Linked DNA regions of Homo sapiens: region 2 is linked to region 1. The links are chromatin contacts, found by Hi-C or POLR2A ChIA-PET in ENCODE. All regions are on one chromosome and are shown on one strand. The core of a region is the stretch at or near the end of the contact, and the rest is flanking DNA. Distances in the headings are between cores, read along the strand shown. Region 1 holds the start of LINC00671 (long intergenic non-protein coding RNA 671). Region 2 holds the start of RPL27 (ribosomal protein L27).

Region 1 (2,838 bases), core at 250-2,749:
CTGTCACTGAGGCTGGAGTGCAGTGTCAGGATCTCCACTCACTGCAACCTCCACCTCCCGGGTTTAAGTGATTCTCCTGCTTCAGCCTCCCGAGTAGCTGAGACTACAGGTGCCCCTCATCATACCCGGCTAATTTTTATATTTTTAGTAGAGATGGGGTTTTGCTATATTGGCCAGGCTGGTCTTAAACTCCTGACCTCAGGTGATCCACCCTCCTCAGCCTCCCAAAGTGCTGGGATTACAGGCGTGAGCCACCATGCCCAGCCTGGCTTTTAACTTTTAATTCCTCAGAGAGCCAGGCATGGTGCTTTGCTCAGGAAATGTTGGTTGAATTAAACCGGAGCACTTCTTGAAAAGGGAAAATAACAAAGAGTTAGAAGGAGATGGCGGGAACCCCTCTCTGGAGATAGTTCTTTAAATTAGTGGATTCTGCAGGGCACTGTTGCTCATACCTGTAATCCCAGCATTTTGGGAGGCCAAGGCAGGAGGACCACCTGATGCCGGGAGTTTGAGACCAGTCTGGGCAATGTAGAGAGACCCCCATCTCCACAAAAAATAAAAAGTTAGCTGGGTTTGGTGGTGTGCGCCTGTAGGCCCAGCTACCCAGAGACTGATGCAAAACGATCCCTTAAGCCCAGGAGACTGAGGCTGCAGTGAGCTGTGATGGTGCCACCGCACTCCAGCCTGGGTAACAGAGTGAGACCCCGTCTCAAATAAACAGATAAATGAGTGGATTCTCAGCAAAACTTCTAGCCACTCGCCTCATATATCCACAAGACCTTTGAGAATCCACGGTGTCTCGATGCAGTCAGCTTTCTAACAAGCTGGGGCCTCACCTGTTTTCCCACGGATAAAAACGTGCTGGAGGAAGCAGAAAGGGGCTGGCAGGTGGAAAGATGAGGACCAGCTCATCGTCTCATGACTATGAGGTTGCTCTGATCCAGAGGGTCCCCCTGCCTGGTGGCCCACCGCCAGGAAGACTCCCACTGTCCCTGGATGCCCAGAGTGGGATGTCAACTCCATCACTTATCAACTCCTTATCCATAGGGGTATTCTTCCTGAGGCGTCTCAGAAAACAGGGCCCTCCCCATATGCTGACCACATAATAGAACCCCTCCCAACTCAGAGACCCTGGCTGCTAGCTGCCCTGGCATGACCCAGACAGTGGCCTTTGTATATGTTTTTAGACTCACCTTGACTCACCTCTGACCATAGAAACTCTCATCCCAGAGGTCACTGCAATAGTTACTCCACAACAGAGGCTTATCTGGGTAGAGGGAGGCTCCCTACCTATGGCCCAGCAGCCCTGACAGTGCAGATCACATATACCCCACGCCCCAGCACTGCCTGCCACGCATGGGCTTACTTTACACCCACCCACAGTCACCAACACATTACCTGCTCTCCAAGGTTAGGCGTGGCAGGAGAAGTTTGCTTGGACCAGCAGAAACCATGCAGTCAAGGACAACTGGAGTCAGCATGGGCTGGGTGCGAGCCCTTGGTGGGGTGGGGAGGAGACTCCAGGTCATACCTCCTGGAGGATGTTTTAATCATTTCCAGCATGGAATGCTGTCAACTTTTGCCACAGATTCATTAGCTCTGAGTTTCTTTTTTCTGTCCCCAGCTACCCCTTACATGTCAATATGGACTTAATGATGGGAAATTCAGGCAAGTTTTTAAACATTTTATTCCCCCTGGCTCTTATCCTCAAAAAATGCATGAATTTGGAGGCAGTGGCTCATGCCTGTAATCCCAATGCTTTGCTAGGTTGAGGCGGGAGGATCACTTGAAGCCAGGAATTTGAGACCAGCCTGGGCCGCATAGTGAGACCCCGTTTCTACAAAAATAAATAAATAAATAATAAATAATAGTGATATGAAGCATGATTAAATAGCCCTATTTTTTAAAATGCATGAGTTCGTTACCTGATTCATTCCCTGGTTCCTTTCACAGTCCTCCGTGACCCAAGTGTTAGGGTTTTGGTCTCTCTACTATTTGTAGGCTGATATATAGTATACACACACACACACACACACATATACACACACACAGTGTATCTTGAGCTTTCTTTTGTATATCTACACACATATGTATAAGAAAGCTCAAGATATAGAAGCCCTTTTTCAAAAATAACTGAAAGTTTCAAACTCTTTAAGTCTCCAGTTACCATTTTGCTGGTATTCTTATTTGGAACCATACATTCATCATATTGTTGCACAGTAAGACTATACATTCATTATTTTGCTTAAACGTATGAGTTAAAACACTTGGCCAGGCATGGTGGTTCACACCTGTAATCCCAGAGCTTTGGGAAGCCAAGACTGGCAGATCTCTTGAGCTCAGGAATTCAAGACCAGCCTGGGCAACATGGAAAAACCCCATCTCTACAAAAGATAGAAAAATTAGCCAGGCATGGTGGCGTGTGCCTGTGGTCCCAGCTACTCAGGAGGCTGAGGTGGGAGGATCACATTAGCCCAGGAGGTTGAGGCTGCAGTGAGCCGTGATTATGCCACTGCACTCCAGCCTGGGAGACAGAGTGAGACCCTGTTTCAAAAAAAAGAGAGAGAAAATTTAAAAAAGAAAACAACACCAAGGGCTGTAACTTTAAGGTCATTAAATGAATTAATCACTGCATTCAAAAACGATTACTTTCTGGCCCTAAGAGACATGAGGCCAATACCAGGAAGGGGGTTGATCTCCCAAACCAGAGGCAGACCCTAGACTCTAATACAGTTAAGGAAAGACCAGCAAGATGATAGTCCCCAATACAATAGAAGTTACTATATTTTATTTGTTGTTTTTCTTTTGTTTTGTTTTGTTTTGTTTTGTTTTGTTTTA
Region 2 (2,806 bases), core at 221-2,720, 100 kb after region 1:
AAAAGTTCTTTGATTTTGTTTTTGTTTTTTTCTTCAAATTACACGGGCATGGTGGCACATACCTGAAGTCCTAGCTACTCAGGAGGCTGAGGTGGGGGGATCACGAGCCCAGGAGGTTGAGGCTACAGTGAGCCATGATTGTGCTACACACCATTCAGCCTGGGTGACAGAGCGAGACCCTGTCTCAAAAAACAAAACAAAAGCCATTGCAATGGGATCCTGAGGGATACAGGGAAAATTGTATCACTGGAGAGCTTCAGGAGAGAACTGATGAAATCCTGGTTGTTCCACATCTTGCCCAAGACAAATCCTATAGGTTCAGATAAGCAAAAACTGTGAGATAGTTTATCTTTCCCTTAAACTCGGAAAGCACATAAGGTACCATGTGAAAACACTCTTCTGGTGAGTGATGGGAAATAATTCAGTTTGAGAGCCAACTAGACCTAGATTCAGACCTAGATTTGAATCCCATCTATGCCACTGATTAGGATTAACCTCAGACAAGCAATTTATCCTCTCTGAATTGCAATTTCCTCATGTCTAAATGGGAGGAGAATGCCCAAGATGCAGAGTTGTGAGGATTAAACAGGCTGCCGGCTTGTATAAAGTGCTCACATCTTGCCTGGGAGAGAATCGCTGCTCAGGATGGTGACATGGTAAACAGTATGGGTTCAGGAGTTGAACTGCTTGAGGCTGAGCCCCAGCTCCACTATTTAACCACTATAGACTTCGGGCAAATCTCTCTAAGCCAGTTTCCTCGACTCTAGAATGGAGATAATAGTATCTATTTCTTAGTGTTATGATGACCAAATCAGATGATGTGCATAAATAGATTAACCTGACCTGGCACAGGGTAAGCAGCTGCCATTCTTCTCCTCTACCTCCCTCATGCTTATTCTAGTTGGTAATGTCAGTGACACCACTAGACTTTAACTGTTGGGGGTAAATATCCTTTTTGTTTGTTTTTTTAAAACCAAATTTAGCAGTGGGGGGTTGTATACCAACTTTAGTGACCCTAACGTTGATAAGTTCTGATAACCCACTACTATCGGACCAGCCACCCTTACTGATCTTTGTCCCTCCCTCTTTAGCTAACAGTGCCCCCGACAGGCACCAATAAATGCCCTATTTTTTTCCCTGTGTCTCCCAAGAGAAAAAGTAAATTTCAGATTGTGTTCCCCCTCCTAGCGCCAGAGAAAGGAACTACAACAAAGCCTAGCTGCTGAGTCCAGAGCGCACAGCACAGTCGCCCTCCCAGCTCTTCCGTCGGCCGGGAGGAGTCTCCTTTGCTCTTGTCTACTGCTGGAGCTGCTAATAAAGTTTCATTCGAATACTTGAGCTGCCGCGCCCTGCGTTTCCCTCATGAGCTTCTTCCGCCCGCAACACGAGACTCAGCACCACACAATCAGCGTGGCAAAGCCTGAAGGGCGGGACAGGAAGTGAGGTCACTCCTCACCGGGGTGAAAGGTTAGCGGAAGTGTCCTTCTTTCCTTTTTGCTGGTAGGGCCGGGTGGTTGCTGCCGGTAAGTAGAAGCTTGGGTTGAATCTTTCAATCCGCTGCCATCCGCGGCTTGGGGGTCGAAGGTCCGGGCGGCGCCGGGTGCATTCCTTCCCTAGGTCTCTGGCGGCTACGTATCCGATCCTGTCCTGCGAGCAGGGCCCTCGGGCGGCCTTGACCAAGGCGACAGTGAACACAGTCTGAAGTTCCGGCCCAAGACCTGGGCTTGCTGGCAGGAGTCAGCTCTGGGCATCTTTGGCTTTACGGATTTTTAAGTGGCCCTTTCTCCTTGCTCTCTGCAGAAATGGGCAAGTTCATGAAACCTGGGAAGGTGGTGCTTGTCCTGGCTGGACGCTACTCCGGACGCAAAGCTGTCATCGTGAAGGTATCAGCCTCGCGGGACTCTGCGTCCTTGCATGCCGGGACCAGGCTGGCTGCGGCGGGGCGGGCAGGCTTGGAATTCAAGGCCTGTTTCTGGGGCAGTAGCCAGTGAGCACGGTCAGGGTGAACGTGGGAGAGTTTTTGAGAGAGGAAGAAGCACAGTAAAAGCAAATGTGAGCTGAATTGGGCTCCCAACGCATAAAGCCTTCTCCACCAGAGGCTTTAAATATATAGTAATAGTGGCTGACATTGCACGCTTGCTATGTGCTCCCACTGCCTTTCAGGTATTGTCATGTGCAGTCCTTGAAGTAATCATAGGGGATTCCTTTTCTTTTCTTTTCTTTTTTTTTTTTTTGAGACGGGATCTCTGTCCAGGCTAAGTGCAGTGGCGTGATCACTGCAGCCTCGACCTCCCGGGCTCAAGCGAGTCTCCCATCTCAGCCTCTCGAGTGGCTGGGACTACAGGTGCGTGCCACCATCCCCAGCTATAGGGGGTTCCTTCCTGTTGCTAAGGTTTGGAGGTGTTCTGTTATTTACCTGAAGTGCTGCAGCTGGGAATCTGTAAGAAGAGGAGGAAATTGCTTTTAGAAAGGTCACATAGCCCCTCACTGTTTTCCTCTTATCCATGATTTTGTAGCTTCTTGAGAGAGTTCCCTAGGCTCTGGCCACATACACCACTGCGTTTTGTTGTTGTGGGGACACTGGAGTACCCCTGGATTCCCCTCTCCCATCTCCTGAGACTGATCTCTGGAGTTAGGCTGTGGTGTCTTAACCTTGGCTGTACACTTCACTAGCAGTGGAGCAAGTGAATAGATACCAAGTCCTGTGAGCAGTGCTTGGCATATAGCAAGTACTTCTTAAATGTTAACTGTTGCTACTTTTAAATCTCTTACCTCTAGTAAGCCGTTCCAGATGCTTCCTGATGGA

What was found. A loop is a pair of places that touch in the nucleus more often than their neighbours do. ChIA-PET counts read pairs that join two places held with the same protein, here RNA polymerase II (POLR2A). Pooled maps may share reads with other maps.
Region 2: POLR2A ChIA-PET joins it to region 1 with 24 read pairs in PC-9. The contact joins the promoter of RPL27 here to the promoter of LINC00671 in region 1. A Hi-C loop is called at or near these places in 1 of 168 maps with a recorded cell type or tissue (sciatic nerve) and 4 of 50 pooled maps. POLR2A ChIA-PET finds 5 or more read pairs at or near these places in 12 of 52 experiments (AG04449, AG04450, Caco-2 and 8 more).

The regions. Positions count from the first base shown.
Region 1 is chr17:42,897,235-42,900,072 of GRCh38, forward strand. LINC00671 (long intergenic non-protein coding RNA 671) reads right to left here and starts at 1,500. Exons shown (of 6, transcript NR_027254.1): 1 at 1,399-1,500.
Region 2 is chr17:42,996,949-42,999,754 of GRCh38, forward strand. It overlaps RPL27 (ribosomal protein L27), which reads left to right and starts at 1,471. Exons shown (of 5, transcript NM_000988.5): 1 at 1,471-1,523; 2 at 1,801-1,883. The coding sequence starts at 1,803. It overlaps LOC124904006 (a long non-coding RNA gene), which reads right to left. Exons shown (of 2, transcript XR_007065759.1): 1 at 2,773-2,806; 2 at 1-2,438. RefSeq lists enhancers at 1,028-2,227, 1,193-1,502, 1,513-1,752, 1,823-1,932.